2 separate regions of the Homo sapiens genome follow, and region 1 is linked to region 2. A link is a loop called in an ENCODE intact Hi-C map of the cell type or tissue named here. Cell type or tissue: heart right ventricle. All regions are shown on one strand. Links, peaks and the distances in the headings refer to the core of each region. The heading gives the core; the rest is flanking DNA.

What was found. Peaks named below come from ENCODE experiments on the same cell type or tissue, not always from the same donor. Only the 100,000 strongest peaks of a DNase experiment are listed, where the experiment ranks them.
Region 1: a loop joins it to region 2, with 17 times the contacts of the local background. A loop is called at or near these places in 13 of 110 quality-filtered maps.

The regions. Positions count from the first base shown.
Region 1 is chr19:33,813,656-33,821,980 of GRCh38, reverse strand. KCTD15 (potassium channel tetramerization domain containing 15) reads right to left here. Exons shown (of 7, transcript NM_001129994.2): 7 at 6,220-8,325. Among named protein-coding and RNA genes, the nearest start is that of KCTD15, 21 kb to the right of the region's middle. RefSeq lists enhancers at 653-1,647, 1,526-1,725. In heart right ventricle, for the core only: CTCF peaks have their summits at 1,417 and 1,616; DNase peaks (open chromatin) are centred at 1,400 and 1,870; H3K4me3 peaks cover 2,065 bases; H3K27ac peaks cover 5,443 bases.
Region 2 is chr19:33,901,876-33,910,200 of GRCh38, reverse strand. It overlaps SUNO1 (S-phase upregulated non-coding 1), which reads right to left and starts at 5,302. Exons shown (of 2, transcript NR_186328.1): 1 at 5,174-5,302; 2 at 1,808-5,079. In heart right ventricle, for the core only: no CTCF peak of the experiment used is centred there; a DNase peak (open chromatin) is centred at 4,110; H3K4me3 peaks cover 2,343 bases; H3K27ac peaks cover 3,389 bases; H3K27me3 peaks cover 4,730 bases.

The DNA.
Region 1 (8,325 bases), core at 324-8,323, 88 kb after region 2:
AACTGATGTTCCATAATCGATTTCATCTCTCCTGGTTTTAGGACACTAAGGGGCCCCCTTCCTTTCTTTGCCAATAGTAAATACAATTTGAGAATCTGTGCATACAGGGGTGCTTTTGTTTTTGTTTTGAAATTAGTTTTCTGGCTGGGTGCCGTGGTTCACACCTGTAATCTCAGCACTTTGGGAAGCCAAGGAGGGTAGATCACTTGAGGTCAGGAGTTCAAGACCAGCCTGTCCAACATGGTGAAACCCCATCTGTACTAAAAACACAAAAATTCATGCTCACTTCAGCAGCACATATACTAAAAACACAAAAATTAACTAGGCGTGGTTGTGGGCGCCTGTAATCCCAGCTACTCGGGAGGCTGAGGCAGGAGAATCACTTGAACCTGGGAGGTGGAGGTTGCAGTGAGCCAAGATCACACCAATGCACTCCAGCCTGGGTGGCAGAGCAAGACTCCATCTCAAAAATAAATAAATAAATAAATAAATAAATAAATAAATAAATAAATAAAATAATTAGTCTTCTATTTCTTCAAAGCAAGAGCCTCGCCAGGCTGCAAGGCTGGTGCTCTCCACACATGTAGTGTGTATGGTAGTCAGCTGCCTTCTGTGCAGGGCTGCTCACTCACCCGGCAGCTGGGCACTCCTTGGCACAGGAGCCCCCCACGTGGCTAGCCAGGCTGGGGCTGGAAGGTGGGAGTGGAGAGGAGGCAAACTAGAGGCTGTGTGGGAAGGTGCTTTGATGAATTCCCTCCCTGGGCTGGGCTTCTACACGGGTTCCTCCACCTGGGCATGGGAACTGGGGGAGGCTAAAGGGAGGGAGAAGGAGGAGTGCCAGTGGTGGTGCCGGAAGCCTCTCCCTGATGCAAGAGAAGCCTTGAGGCCAGTTCAGCAACTCAGAGCGGTGCTGGCCAGGGCGAGAGCATCGAAACCTCCCTCCCTCCCTCCTGATGCGCGTTCAGGATCTGCAGTCCGGAGGCTGCACACCACAACCTATGCAGGGCAGTGTGGGTTTCCCCAGACGTCTGGGGAGGTGGGAGAGCCTGGGCCTTGAGAGGGCAGGGAACTGAGGAAGCAAAAAAGCAGCTGCAGCCTTCTGCAGCCCGCTCTCCAGGTGGCACCCAAGCCCACCTCTGTGCTCCTGGGAGCTTGGTGCCCCTAAAACCCTCAAGGTTGCAACTCAGAGAGGATTGGGAAGCAAAGCCAGCAGGAGAACAAAGGATGCTTTGCCGGAAAGGGAGGCACCTTCCACGAAGGCCTCCGGGGCCTGGGGAAGTGACTCACTGGGCCCGGGGATGGACCCACCCATGGGGGCTCCGCGGGCCCACAATAGACCCATAGGATAGGAAAGGCACTGTCAGCCTCCGGCCTCTGGCGGGCGCCTCCCAGCCCACCCCCGCGAGATCTGGTCTGCGTCCAGCCCGGGGCCCCTGGGGATAGGCCCTGTTCTCGTTAGGCTCTGCCAGTCGGGACCGCCACCGCCGCTGCTGCCACCTGGGGCTGTGGGCGCGGCCCCTTCCGCCAGCCCTCCCTCCCCTTGGCCCTGCGGGGACCCGGGCTCCCCAGTTCTCGGCAGAGCCACACTACTCCTCTGCCAGAGCGAGGCCATCGATGTCACCCGAAGGTGGCGTCAGGCTCTGTCCCGAGGCTCCCCGGAGGCCTGTGATGGGGACTTGGAGAGAGCCCTCGTTGCGAGCCCCGGCTTCCCGGGCAGTTGCACAACCTCCCCCAATTATGCTCCGTGCAGTGTGTGGCAACCGGGCGAGAATTCCAGGGCCTTGTACCTACTCGTACCAATCTGCCTTCCCGCTGTTTGGCTGCAGGGCCAGGCGTGGCTCTGTGGGCCCGGGGAAATGGGGGTGTGTCCGCGTCCAGGAGGGCGTGGCCCGCGTCAGCCCCGGGAGCAGCAGCCCGGCCCTGCTGGTGCAATCGGCTCGCCCCAAACCGCAGCTTCCTCGGGGGCCCTGAACCGGGTCCAGGACACAGAAAAGGGAGCTCTGGTGACATCCTAGACACGGGCTTTGAGCAGCAGGCCTGGCCCAGCTACGGCTGGTGACGCCGTCCAGCCAGGGATGCGCGGCCTGGGTTCTCCCGCGGGCAGGACGGGAGGCCTCCCGGGCCCCAGCGTGGCTTGGGCGTCCCTGCCCCTCCCAGGCTCTGCTTTTTAAGACTTTGGCCTGGTTTGTGATTTCTGTGTTAAGAAGGATCCTAGGAGGAGGCCCTGAAGACCTAGCTCTTATTCCACGGCCATGGCTCCGGGTCCAGGAACAGCATTGTCCTGTGGGGCCTGGGCGCTGTCGGGACTGGCTGTTCTGTGTAATGGAAATAAAGACAAAACCCCAAATGCAGCTGACCCCTAACCCCTCTCCTTTGTGTGTCCCCGGGAGTGTGCCTGCCTCTTTCTCTGGGTCTCTCATTAGAATTTCACAGAAGCTTCCTTTGCTATGGAGACGCTAGTCTTGAGGCCTGAGAGGTGGTTCTCTCTACATGCAAATCAATGCATTTGGGGTAATCCATGTTCAGTGTCATGACGAAGTGGAAAACTGCAATGTGGTCTCTCTTCCTGTTAAATTTACAGAGCTTCAAGTACACAATTGAAAGTAAACAATTCCTGGCTGGGCGCAATGGCTCACACCTGTAATCCCAGCATTTTGGGAGGCCAAGGTGGGAGGATCACTTGAGGCCAGGAGTTCAAGACCAGCCTGGCCAACAAAGCAAAACCCCGCCTCTACTAAAAATACAGTAATTAGCTGGGCGTGGTGGTGCACACCTGTAATCCCAGCTACTCGGGAGACTGAGGCACAAGAATCGCTTGAACCCAGGAGGCAGAGGTTGCAGTAAGCCAAGACTGCACCACTGCACTCCAGCCTGGGCAACGGAGTGAGACCCTGTCTCACAAAAAAAAAAAAAAAGGAGAAGAAAAAAAGTGAACAATTCCTGTGCATAAACAAATGTCTGCTCCAAGCCTCATGAGCTATCTTGCCCTCCCAAGCACCTGCAGTGCTTGGCATATGCTGGCCACCAATAAGTGGTGCTCTTGGGTGGTTGTGAAGATAAGGATCTTTGCAGGGAAGCAGGGACCCTTTAAAAATCAACATCCAAAGCCTCAACAGATACATCAGCGCCCCTTTCCAAATCATGACTTTTCCTCAAAAAGCAAAAACTCTACTCAACATATCCTTCCACTGGGGGTGGAGATAAAAACACAGAAAGTTCTCTTTCCCTGAGGGTAAACAGCTACCAACAGTCAGTCATGCCTGGATGCACAACCTCAGGGGTGGGCCCCTCCTGGATGCACAACCTCAGGGGTGGGCCCCTCCCCAGGAACGAGCCCCCAACTCTGCCTGCAGTTCCTAGGTCTGCAGAGGTCACCATGGGCCTGGCAGGGCTCTGCTTGTCTAGCTTTGGGGCTTGCAGGAAGAGAGCTCCTGAACCAGATCCAGGGATTAGCCTGGGATGTGGCGGGGTAGGCTTCTCTGGGGCTGGGGTTTCCCTTCCAATGAAAGCTCACAGAGAAATGTCCCTGGGCTTACAGAGGCCATGGCTGCGAGAACTCGCTGGTTGTGAGATCCAGAAAGAGCAGAGACGCGCTCTTCTTTTCTGACTTTCAACCTTCCCTGGGGTTGTGTTCCATTTGGGTCACCTTAGAAAACTCTGGTGCTTCTAAGAGAACATCAGCGCTAGTCTTGGTGCTGGCAGGAAGCTGCCCTTAGCTGTCACCAACACTTTTTTCTTTCTGTTAGTCCACAAAGCATTACCTTACCTCACCGGTCCTCCAGAGAACATCGGGGCTGCCTAGAATGTGGTGACAGGAGTGAACTCTTAATGGAAAGGGGTTCTGGAGGGAATGTTTCTGTGCCTCTCTGCCCTAGTTGGTGAATTTAGCAGTTTAACCTAAATACAGTTGTTCCTGGATAGACCTTCCTCCAAGCAGGTGCTCTAGACCATCTTTTGTCTCGGGCTTTATGTTGGACGTTAGAGCTTTATCTTTGTGATGCCTTTGTAGGTTTCTCTGGATACTGACAAGAAACTTCATTTGATCTAATGAGAAACTTCTCACTAATAAAGGCAGGAGCTGCTTTTGACACATATGCATTAATATCATCTTTCTATTCTTACCATTTTTTTTTCCTGTTTTTGAGAAGGAGTCTCACTCTGTCACCCAGGCTGGAGTGCAGTGGTGAGACTTCGGCTCACTGCAACCTCTGCCTCCCAGGTTCAAGCGATTCTCCTGCCTCAGGCTCCCGAGTAGCTGGAACTACAGGCACGCACCGCCATGCCTGGCTAATTTTTGTATTTTTAGTAGAGACAGGGTTTCACCATGTTGGCCAGGCTGGTCTCGAACTCCTGACCTAAAATGATCCACCCACCTTGGCCTCCCAAAGTGCTGGGATTACAGGTGTGTGCCACTGCACCTGACCCTTTTCTTACCATTCATTCTAAGCAAATCCATTTGTAGAAAATTTTAAAATTTGTGGCAGTTAACGATGTGGGCTTTTACCCTATACAGTGACCCAGACTCTTCAGTGCAGGTAACTCCACATCAAATCTTCCATCAGAGATAAGACAGCTGCCAGCCCCTGATCTCCAGGTGAGGGCAAGCCCTCTCTCTACAAGGAAACTCCTCCTTTGGGCGGGGTTGGGGTGAGCAAAGAGAGCCACCCACATTCTCATCACACATGTGACAAGACCAATATTACTTGGCTGACTTGAGCCTTGTGGCTAAACACATTGCCTACCCCCCTTGAGATGGCCATCAACCTGTGACATCCTACTTCCTACAACAGCTACATCAGCCCAGATGTCAGACTCCATCCAGGCCAGCGGCTGCCTTCTCTGGCCATCAGTTGTCCCTCTAGCTCTGTCTAGACCTCCCTATTGTTTTGAACTGAGGCAGATTTCCTGCCTCCAACTGAATATCCCCTGGCAGTTTCCCATTTTTGTATTTTCCACCTTGTCATCTACTTAGGAGAAATTGAGTATCTTCCAGGGCCAATGCAGCCATTTTCCTGTCTCTGGAGAATCAGGAGGGAAGGCAGGGCTTGATGGGATGGGGCCATCTTGGCAGACAGCATTGCCTCGAGAACATGGGTTGGCCTCTAGGGAGGGGAAGTGGGCAGGCTCTGCTAGGCTTAGTCAAGTTAAATATTATCTTGGTCAGTGGCTCAATGGATATAGTTTCCCCATTTCTCACATCTGTGCTTCCCTTTTTTTTTAATTAATTATTTTTTTATTTTAAGATGGAGCCTCGCTCTGTCGCCAGGCTAGAGTGCAGTGGTGCGATCTCGGCTCACTGCGACTTCTGCCTCCCGGGTTCAAGCGATTCTCGTGCCCCAGCCTCCCGAGTAGCTGGGACTACAGGCACATGCCAGCACACCCAGCTAATCCTTTTTTTTTTGTATTTTTAGTAGAGACGGGGTTTTGCCATGTTGGCCAGGCTGGTCTTGAACTCATGACCTCAGGGGATCCACCCACCTTGGCCCCAAAGTGCTGGCATTACAGGTGTGAGCCACCACACCCAGCCATGCTTTCTCTTTTTAATTTTATTTATTTTGAGACGGGGCTTGCTCTGTTGTCTAGGCTGGAGTGCAGTGGTGTGAACATGGCTCACTGCAGCCTCAACCTCCTGAACTCAAGTGATCCTCCCACCTCAGCCTCCTGAGTAGCTGGGACTATAGGCACATGCCACCATGAGTGGCTTATTTTTAAATTCTTTTGTAGAGATGGGGTCTCACCAAATTGCCCAGGCTCGTTTTGAACTCCTGTGCTGGAGCAATCCACCCGCCTCAGCCTCCCAAAGTGTTGGGATTACAGGCATGAGTCACTGTGACCCGCCCACTTTCCTTCTTTTGAATGTTAGTGGTTTGGTCCACAGATATACATGTATGCAACACCAACGTAGTGCAACATGCTCATCACAGCCTGAACACTTGAGTCCAGGCTTGGGGGTCTGGAGAGGTAAAGGGAGGCCATGCCTGCACCATTTTCCCCGCCAGATCTGCCAACAGCATGTGCACTGAGCGCCTAGAGACAACGCTGCTGCTCTCTGGTCAGTCCTCAAATCAGGAAGCTTTGGGATTTGGGACTTGGGATGTTAAGGTCCTACTCAGTAGCCACACCAGGTCCCAAGTGTGGGGAGTGGTGGTTCCCGAGGACCAATGCTGGAGTACCTGATTGTGGCTGCTTCCGTGAATTACAAACCAAGGGCTAGAGCTGTAATTTATAAAATATCCTTTATTTATTCTAAGGAACAGTCAAGCAGTAGCTTTAAAAAAAAAAAAAAAAAAGACACATTTTTTGAAAGATATTCTTAGTGTTGTGACCTGGCATTGGGCCCCTGTGAGCGGGACGGTGGCTGAGACCGCCTGCTGTGGCTTTGCGAGTTCTCTGCACTCACTGGCAGGGGTTTGGTGGGAAACGGGGAAGCTTTGGCATGGTTCTGTCCAGTTGCTTATAATCAAGAATAATGAGTTTTGAGGTTTACAAAGAGCAGAAGTAACATTTATACGGCTGGCATTTGACAAAAGATTGCTGATAATATACTCATTCCAGGAAGTGTAAAAATGCTTTAAAGGAATGATAATTTGTACTTACTGTTTATGGGGACTAGATATATTAGAATTATAGCATCATTATGGGGACATAGTGTTTCCCTATAAATTCAGAAATTCTCTGGTTGATGTAAAATCATACTTCCTGGTTTTACTTAATTAGTAAAGAAATAAATAAATTAGAGTAACATTTAGTCAGGTAGAGTTACTCCTTTTTCCCCTTCTTTATTAATAAATTTTATTTTTAGCACAATCATTTACCCAAAAAGAGAGTTTGAGAATGTTCGAGAATCTCTACCACTCGGTAACCATGCTGGCTGTTATATCAGAAAAATCCATAAACATACACAGCAGCGAGCTGTTTTCACAAGACTTCCTGCTAATAAACACAACACTTTCTCCTCCACTCAGATGGGAGCCTCAGATGCCAAAACGCAGATGTGCCAACTAACTATAGGCTCGTTGCTAAGCAGAGAAACCTATCAAGTTTGTCCAGCAAATTCGATTGTACAGTGGGATGGCGTCTGCTCTGCGGCCTTGGACAGGGAGCCACTGGTCTGTGCTGCTGTCCCCTGAGGCAGGTCGAAGCTGGTGGCCCTTAGAGGGCAGGTAAAATGGTTCTCATGGGTTAGAACATAAGGGCTTTGAGAAAAAATGCAAAAGGTCTCATTGAAATTGGAGGCCTATGTGAATCTGTTTACATGGAGGCATACTGAGATCTCGTTCTGTGCTTAGGTGAACTGCAGGTCTCACGCTGGCTGCATGACTTGGTGCCCCCTGGCTGGCTGAGCCACTGCCTGCCACCTTCTCATACCATTACGTGGGGGTCTAAAGAGGACATCATCCCCAACCAAAGAATAGTGAGAGAGAAAATCCCAAACATTTGAGACAGGGTTCAAAAGCACCCAGACGCCTTCTGTCTCTTTCCCAGTTCCCATCTGGCTAGGGACTGTGAATCAGAATTCAGAATCTGTGCTGCCCTGAGGGGACAGGCACCCAAATGCAATAAATAACACCAAGCTCAGGACCCAGCCACTGACCTTCCTCCACCACTGCTGCGGGTTATTCCTCGATGGGAACTGAAGGATCCAAGGGAGGAATCCGTTCCGCCCCCAAACCTCCCTGCACAACATCGAATGCGGGAGTCTGGCTGCTGCTTCTGCACAGGACAGAGCCTCCAGTCTTTTGCTTGAGAGCATCATTTATGGCATGGACTGGGAACGCAATGTGTTCACACAAATGCACGACAATTGTACATCAGCATCTTTACAATATTAAAGGAGCCATATACAAGTCTACAGCCATTGTACACAGGATGGTGATGGCTGGGGAGCCCCGCCCACCAGTCCTCTGCAGTTTCTCCACCGGAGAACACTTGGGGAGCTGTCACAAGGCCAGGGGGGGTCCATCTTTGGGCCTGTCGTGGGGGAGGCAGCAGGTCTGCAAGGACTCCTCAGGGCCAGTCCTCACTGGAATCAGGGGTCAAGAGCGCCAGGTCTGCCTGTGTCTGGGTCTCATCGGCAGGCTAGTGTAACAACGTGAATTAAAACTGTGCATATTCGCATGAGAAAACTGGAGCTGGGGATGGCTCCCTGAGCTGGGGACCTAGAAGACGCTGCTGACAGATGGGCCCCTTCATGGTGGGGCCCATTCCTGAGGTAACGTGCAGCCCTGAGGCTGGTCCGAACGGGAGGAGACTTCTCCAGCAGCCCAGGTGCCAGTCCACACAGACAGGACTGGAAGCCCCTGGGCAGCAGGTCAGGTGACCCGG
Region 2 (8,325 bases), core at 316-8,315:
GTTAAACAATAGGACTTCTAAGAATCTTTTTTTTTTTTTTTTTTTTTGAGACTAAGTTTTGCTCTGTCTCCCAGGCTGGAGTGCATAGCCTGGGATCTCAGTTCACTGCAACCTCTGCCTCCCAGGTTCAAGCAATTCTCCTGCCTCAGCCTCCTGAGTAACTGGGATTACAGGCATCTGCCCCGATGCCCAGCTAATTCTTTGTATTTTCAGTAGAGACAGGGTTTCACCATGTTGGCCGGGTTGGTCTCAAACTCCTGACCTCAGGTGATCCACCCACCTCAGCCTCCCAAAGTGCTGGGATTACAAGCGTGAGCCACTGCGCCCAACCAACTTCTAGGAATCTTAAGGGCATTGTCCCACAGCAATTTCATGGGGAACCCAAAAGAGAGAAAGGCTTATTTTAGTTTTTGGGTTTTTTTTGAGACAGAGTCTCGCTCTGTTGCCCAGGCTGGAGTGCAGTGGCGTGATCTCAGCTCATTGCAAACTCTGCCTCCTAGGTTCAAGTGATTCTCCTGCTTCAGCCTCCCAAGTAGCTGCGATTACAGGCGCACACCACCACACCCAGCTAATTTTTGTATTTTTAGTGCAGACGTGGTTTCTCCTTGTTGCTCAACCTCAGGTAATCCACCCACCTCGGCCTCCTGGTGTGCTGGGATTACAAGTGTGAGCTACCTCGCCCGGACAAGAAAGGTTTATTTTGAAGTGGTTTATTGGCTCACATCTGTAGTCCCAGCACTTTGGGAGGTCAAGGTGGGAAGGTTGCTTGAGGCCAGATGTTCAAAACCAGCCCGGGCAACATAGCGAGACCCCTGTCTCTGCAAAATAAAAACCAAATTAGATGGGTGTGGTGGTGCATGTGTGCAGTCCCAGCTATTCAGGAGGCTGAGGTGGGAGGATCACTGGAGCAGAAGTTGCAGGCTCAAATGAGCTATGATGGCACCACTGCACTCCAATCTGGACAACAGAGCAAGACCCTATCTCTAAAAAACAAAAGCCAACAACAACAATAAAAAGGAATCTTGGACTCTGAGCCTGATGATTTCATGGAATGAGAATTTGTGCATATTGCACAAGCATTATTGTGACCAAAGGGGTAAATGTGGCATCTCCAAAGATGGCCACAACAGTTCCTGTGCCACAGATCTACAAAATGAGCCTCCCACATCACCAGCAAGAGGTGGAACCTAATTCTCCCCTATTTGAATCTATGGCTGCTTTGACCAACAGGAAGCAATGCTATGTAACTTGCAAGGCTGGGTTATAAAGGCACTGCAACTTCTGCCTTGTTTGCCAGAACACACTCTCGGAGCTCTGAGCCGCCCTGGGAGAAGTTCAGCTACCTTGAGGCTACCATGCTGGGAGGAAGTCTGAGCTTCATGATGAGATCACACGCAGGCACGATGCTGGCAACCCCCAGACATGTGCGTGAAGATGCCTCAGGACGATTCCAGCCTGCAGGCATCAAGTCCTCCGAGCTGAGACCCCAGACGTCCTAGAGCAGCAACAAGCCAATCTGTCTGAATTTCTAACTCATGAAATCCATGAGCATGACAAAAATGGCTGTTTTTTTCAAGTCACGAAGTTTTGAGGAATTTGTTACATAACAGTAGTAACCAGAACAGATGGATTGATATATGGATAGAGGGAAAGAAAGCTAGATGGACAGATATGTGATAGAGCAAATAGAGTAAAAATGTTAATGCAGAAGCTAGGTGGAACATGCGTGGGTGTTCACTGTATGATTCTTTCAACTCTTCCGCATGTTTAAAAATATTTTACAATAAAAATTGGTAGGAAGGAAGGATGGAAACCAAAACTAGCTAGCATTTATTATGTATTACCACGTGCTGGGTCCTGTCAGGCACTTTTACATTCACTATTGCATTTCATCTTCTCAACAACCCCACAGGTTGGTGCCATTTTCTTCATTTTACAGATGAAGAAACTGAAGCACAGAGAGGTTAAGTCACTAACATAACGAAACAGTGGTAGTAAAGGGTCAAGATGAGATTCCAATTCGGGTATGTGTGATTCTGTAACCTATGCTGTTAACTCTTTCAAGTCTAATCTAAAGCACCCAGCATCCCTGTCCACCCTCCATCCATTTCTTTGATAGAAAGTTAAAACAACAGGCTGGGAGTGGTGGCTCACACCTATAATCCCAACACTTTGGGAAGCCGAGGCAAGAGGATGGCTTGATCCCAGGAGTTGGAGACCAGCCTGGGCAAAATAGTGAGACCTCCCTTCTCGGCTTCTAAAGTACCTGGGACTACAGATGTGTGCTACCACGCCCAGTGCACCTCTCGTCCCAGGTACTTGGGAGGCCGAGAAGGGAGGATTGTTTGAGTCCAGGAGTTGGAGGCTACAGTGAGCAATGATCGTGCCACCTCACTCCAGCCTGGGTGACAGAGTAAGATCCTGTCTCAAAACAATAACAACAACAACAACAACAAATGGCTTCTAATGACTCCTTAATTTTTACACTTCTCCAGTATTAGATTGTATTTTCATAGGAGGAAAAATAAAGTTCTGATTTAAGGTGTCTTCCTTCTGGGATGGGGCTGTCTCCTTCCCAGCATTCTTGGCAGCTGGTGCTAAAGAAAATCTCCCAAGTGCTAGGAAAATCTTTCCTCAGTGTGGGGCTTCAAAAGTGGCAAAAAGTCATGTTCATAGTCTCCTTTTGTTCTCACTGCAGTCCGGAGATGGGGCAGGCTCTTTTCAGGAATGAGAACACTGCGAGGCTCACAGACTTAAAAAATGGACCAAGGTCACACAGGATTAAGGGGCAGGACGGTCTCGAACTCACGTCTGTTGGTGCTAGTCCAGCGCGCTCTGCTCGCGGTTCTCTTAACTGGTCTTCAGGCTGCTTTCCATCTAAATCACGCCTGGAGATTAAAGCTGCACTTGCTCTCCAGTGCCCGCGGTTTCTGCGGGTGTCTTCCAGCCATTGTACTTCTAGATCAGCATTCCTCTGATGACTCAATCCCGCAGAGCTTCCGAGCCCATCATGGGCTCAGGCTTTGCGTTTTCGCCGGGGGCCGGGAAGGTGCCTGAGTGTCGCATCCATGTTTCACCGTGGCCCTGGGAAGGCCGTGCGCGGAGACCTGGGGTGCCCATCTTCCCAGCAGCTATGGGCTTCTAGTCTGCGTCTTGGAGGCCCAGAGAGGACGCGGCGCCTGTCCCGTGCGGTCGGCAGGGCTGCGGCCCAGAACAAGCTGGGGCGGCCTCCCTCCTGCTCTGGCCCCCAACAGGGCGGAGCTGGAGCCCCCGCGCGCGCCGGGTCCCCCGAGGGCCCAGCCGCTCACCCTGGGCCCCGGGCGTTTTTGCAGCTCCCAGCCCCGCGCGTACGCAGCAGCTCGGATCTGGGCGGGCCAGGCCAGACCCTTCCTTAGAGACTTGGGGCAAGGGCTGGGGCCCGCCGCCACCCCATCTGGAGGCTGAAACGGCGGCCCACAGAGGTGGTGGCACTGGGCCGAGGCCGTGCAGCATGGGGGTGGCAGGGCCGCGACCCAACTGCCTCCACCCCGGGGCCCACGCCCGCGATGGGGAGCTGGAGCGCGCCGTCTGGCTTCCCCGAGGGCTTTTCCCACAGAGCCGCGGCCCAAGGTTCTTGCCTCCGCCTGGGGTCTTCTGAGCACCCAGCTCTAGAAAGCTCTGCTGGGCGACCTGGAGGCAGGGGGAGGCAGCTGCACCGCGGCTGCTGATGGCCAGAGCCCGAGGGTCGGGTTTCTTGGCAACGGGTCCCAGACACAGATCGCGCCCCTCTTCCCTATTCTCTCCCCTGTCCCCTCCCCCACCGAGGCTCGGCGGAGTCACTGCCCGGGACCGCAGGGCGAGCTCAGGTGTGGCCTAGGGGGCGCGTCCTGTGGGCGGGGAAGGCGTGGGCGGGGGTGACCCGGGGCTGCCCCAGCTGCAGGCCAGCGATTCCCGGACCCTGGCGGGCCGCGCAGGGCGGGGGGGGAGGGTGGTGGGGTGGGGGAGCGGGGAGTGCCCGAGGCGGGGGCGACAAGTCTGTTTCCGCCCGGCCGCCGCCTGCTCCAGCTGAAACGAGTCTTTCCGGTGGGACAACCCAGCCCGGCCCGCCCCGCCCCGCCCGGCCTCCCGGAACCGGCCCGGAGACGCGCAAGACCCCGCCCAGGCCGAAGGCGAGCTCCGGGGCCAGGCAGACCGTGGAGTAGCTGCCGAGGCGGGCGAGCCCGAGTCCCGGGTTCCAGCCCGGGCTGCCAGCCTCCTGGCGCTTTTCGCCCCCGACCCCCTCTCCGATCCGGTGGGTCCCCAGGGACACCCTGGCAGGCGATGCTGGAAAAGCTTCTTGGGTGATTCTGAGAATCACGGTCCAGCCCTACTTCACTACACTTGGGGAAACTGAGGCACTGTCCCAAGGCCGCACCGCGAGTTAGCAAACTGCAAAGCCTGCGAGGAGGGCCTGGCAGACGCCGTGATTTTCCCAGGCCTGAGTCCTGGGAGATCTAGGTTAGGCCAGAGGGGCCGGGGATTCAGGAAGTCCTGGGCGCCTGCTGCCCCGACAGCTCCGCGGGGTGGGCCCAGTCGGGGCGCCGCGAAGGTCAGCAGCCTCGCGAAAATCAACAGGAAGACGCCTTTCTTTCCTCAATCCGGGAGTGGAGATTCCGTTTAACTTCTGCAGTCAGCAGGACAGGAAGCGCTCTCTGTCTCAGGCTGGCGCTAGCAGGGACCCGAGGGAGTGTTCATGGGAGCCAGGTATTGGAAGCGAGGCATCCTTCATTTCCTCCGCAGTGAGGTCTCTGATCGCCCGAGTCTGGTTTTTCAAAATCACATCATGTGAAGACCCCAAGGGGAGGTACCCGGGAGGATTCCTTTATATGCTCAACCTTGACTCAGACTTGCAATCGGCATTTGATCAAGAAACGTGGTCAGTTCTCCAAACGCAAAATCAATCGCTGATTTTACTTTTTTACTTGGCATTTCCTTGGGATATTCTCGATCCTGGGAAGGAAAGATGATGAACTATTGTCTTCAATTCTGTCCCGCTGAGCATCCTTCCTGGATTCAGGATTTCCTGGAGCCAGACCTTAGTAGCTTCAGGTTTATGGCTTTCTGAAAATATAATTTTGATGAATTTTAATCTATTGCTCAAGTTAGAAAATCCCTTAATTACAGGAGAAAACATTTTCAAAGAGAAAGGCCAGACCTTTAGAGCAGGCCCTGGAGCCGTGCTGCTTTGAGAAAATCTCTGGGTAGGCAGGGCCTCTGCTTCAGCTGACTGGCCGGGAGAGAACCAGGCAAGAATGTGTTTCCCACAGCTGTCGGGCCCACCTCTGCCAGTCAGTTCTTGGCTAGAAAATAAATAGTGACTCATGCCTGTAACCCCAGCACTCTGGGAGGCCGAGGTGGGCGGATGACCTGAGGTCAGGTGTTCAAGACCAGCATGGCCAACATGGTGAAACCCTGTCTCTACTAAAAATACAAAAAATTAGCTGGGCTTAGTGGCACGTGCCTGTAATCCCAGCTACATAGGAGGCTGAGGCAGGAGAATCGCTTGAACGCTGGAGGCAGATGTTGTAGTGAGCCGACATCACACCATTGCACTCCAGCCTGGGCTACAGCAGCAAAACTCTATCTCAAAAAAAAAAAAAAAAAGGTTTGCTTAAAGTCGCTCAACCTCCTGCAGAGGACTGTAAGGAGAGAAAGCATTGTCTTGGTTACAATTGTGTTAAAATTGGGCTTTGGTGGCCACACGGTATCTGAGATGGGTATTTCTCCTAAAGTATTTCCAGCTATTAAGTGAGGAAGAATCAATAGACAGAATATCACTATTTTGCATCCCTGATGAATGAATGGATGTAGGCACGATTAGCAGTGGCTGCTGACATCAGAAAAAGAGATCACTCCATTTCCCCACATTATATGCCTTGAAATAAAAAAACTCAGCATCAACTATGAGGTGGTCTAGACATCTCTTGGGGCCCCACTGAACCCCCATGAATGATCAGATTCAGGTTTGATATATGGAGCTCTGAGGGGTCCCAAAAGGTGTCTAGACCACTGAGATCAACCACAGTGGTCCCCCCTACCCACCGTCTTGCTTTGATTTCAGTTACCCAAGTCAACCGCAGTCTAAAAATAGTAAATGGAAAATTACAGAAAAAAAATTTGTAAGTTTTAAATTTCGTGCCATTCTGAATAGCACAATGAAATCTCCTGCTGGCCCGCTCTGTCCCACTGATAGGGGAGTTAAGAAGAAATGATTTAGGCAGATAGTGAGGGTAAGGAAGTCCTTGGTAAGGTTTTCCTTTTAATGGAAAGCAGCCCCCAAATCATTTTCTTTTCTAACAAAGAGCAGCCTGTAAAATCGAGCTGCAGACATAGACAAGCAAGCTAGAAGCTTGCACGGGTGAATGCCAGCAGCTGTGCCAATAGGAAAAGGCTACCTGGGACTAGGCATGTTCAAAAAGGCGGCTCAATCTTCCCTTCTCTTTGCCAGACATGTGTACACCAAGGAGCAGGCAACATAACCCCGGCCAAGCAAAGACCCCATTTACATAATAAGATTAGGGTGGGGTGGGCTGGGCGAGGTGGCTCAAGCCTATAATCCCAGCACTTTGGGAAGCTGAGGGCCGGGGGAGGAGGTGTCGCCTGCATTCAGGAGTTCAAGACAAGCTTGGCCAACGTGGTGAAACCCCGTCTCTATTAAAAATACAAAAATTAGCCAGGCCTAGTGGTGGTCGCCTGTAATCCCAGCTACCTGGGAGGCTGAGGCCGGAGAATTGCTTGAACCTGGGAGGTTGCAGTGAGCCAAGACTGCGCCACTGCGCTCCAGCCTGGGCAACACAGCAAGACTCTGTCTAAAATAAAAAAAAAGATTAGGGTGGGGTAGCCGGCTTCCCTGCGAGTTATGTAAACATCACACCTAGTCCAACCAATCTTTGGGCCCGATGTAAATCGGACACCGCCTCCTCAAGCTTATCTATGAAATCCAGTGCACTCCTCCAGGGCTGCCGGCCGGCCCCCCGCCCCGCCCCGCCCCTCCCCGCCCCGCCCCTTCCCCCCCGCCCCGTCTCTTGTGGGAGAGAGTGCTATTCTCTTTTCTCTTTCTTTTGCCTATTAAACCTCCGCTGTTAACCTCATTTCACATACATCTGGATCCTTGATTTCCTTGGTATGAGGCAATGAACCTCAAGTATTTACCCCAGACAACGAAGCCACTCCACCACCCTGATGCGATCATCCCCTTGTGTATCTACACTGTCCATACCACCTGCCCATTAGTCACTCAATACCCGTCTGGGTTACTACATCCACATTCACGTAACTCTTATTACAGTGCATTGTTGTAATTGTTCTATTTTATTATTAGTTATTGCTGTTAATCTCTTGCTGTGCCTAGTTACTGTTGTTAATCTTTTACTGTGCCTAGTTTATAAATTAAACTTTATCATTCATATATATATATATATATATGAAGAAACATACTCTACAGTATGTAGGGTTTGCTATTGTCCATGATTTCAGGCAGCCACTGGGGGTCTTGGAATATATCCTGGAGGATGGGGGGGGACTCCTGTACTAATTTACATGAAATGAAAACTGCAGGGGAACATGTTAAACAGCACTATGGGGACATAATCAAAACAATCCAGCTCTTGTAAAACCGCAGGATAAACGACCCAGTTCTTCAATAATGAATTGCAAGGAAAATAATCACATTTAGATTCTGAATCAAACAAATGATAAAAAGAAAAAAAAACTAACGTTTTTAGGACACTTGTGAATTTCAATACTGATGGGATATTTGATATTTTAAAAGTCTTCTTAAATTTTTTAGAAACGGTAATATTATGGTGGTATTTTTAAAATTATCTTCTGAAAATACAGGATAAAATATTTAGAGGGAATGATAGGATATCTGGGATTTGTGTGTAAGTAGTTTTAGATGGGGCAAGGGAAGTGTGTGAAGATATAGATGGGAAAATGATGGGGCATTAGTAATGTGTACATGGTGGGTCATTCTGTTATTCTCTATATTTCATATCATGTTTAAATTGTTTTTTCAGAGTGTTCTGAAACTTTTGAACTGCTATTGGAGTCTGGCTGAATTGCCTGGGCTGGGGCTCAGGACAATGGAGACTCAGTGCACTTTGCAGATACCCCTTCTCATGTGTCCCTTCAGCAAATGATATTGAGGACCTTTTGTTTTCTTGAGCTCCTGAAATGATGGAGCTCACACTTGAGATTAGAAAATAATGAAGAAGGCCAGGCGCTATGGCTCACGCTTGTAATCCCAGCACTTTGGGAGGTTGAAGAGGGTGGATCACCTGAGGTCAGGAGTTCAAGACCAGCCTG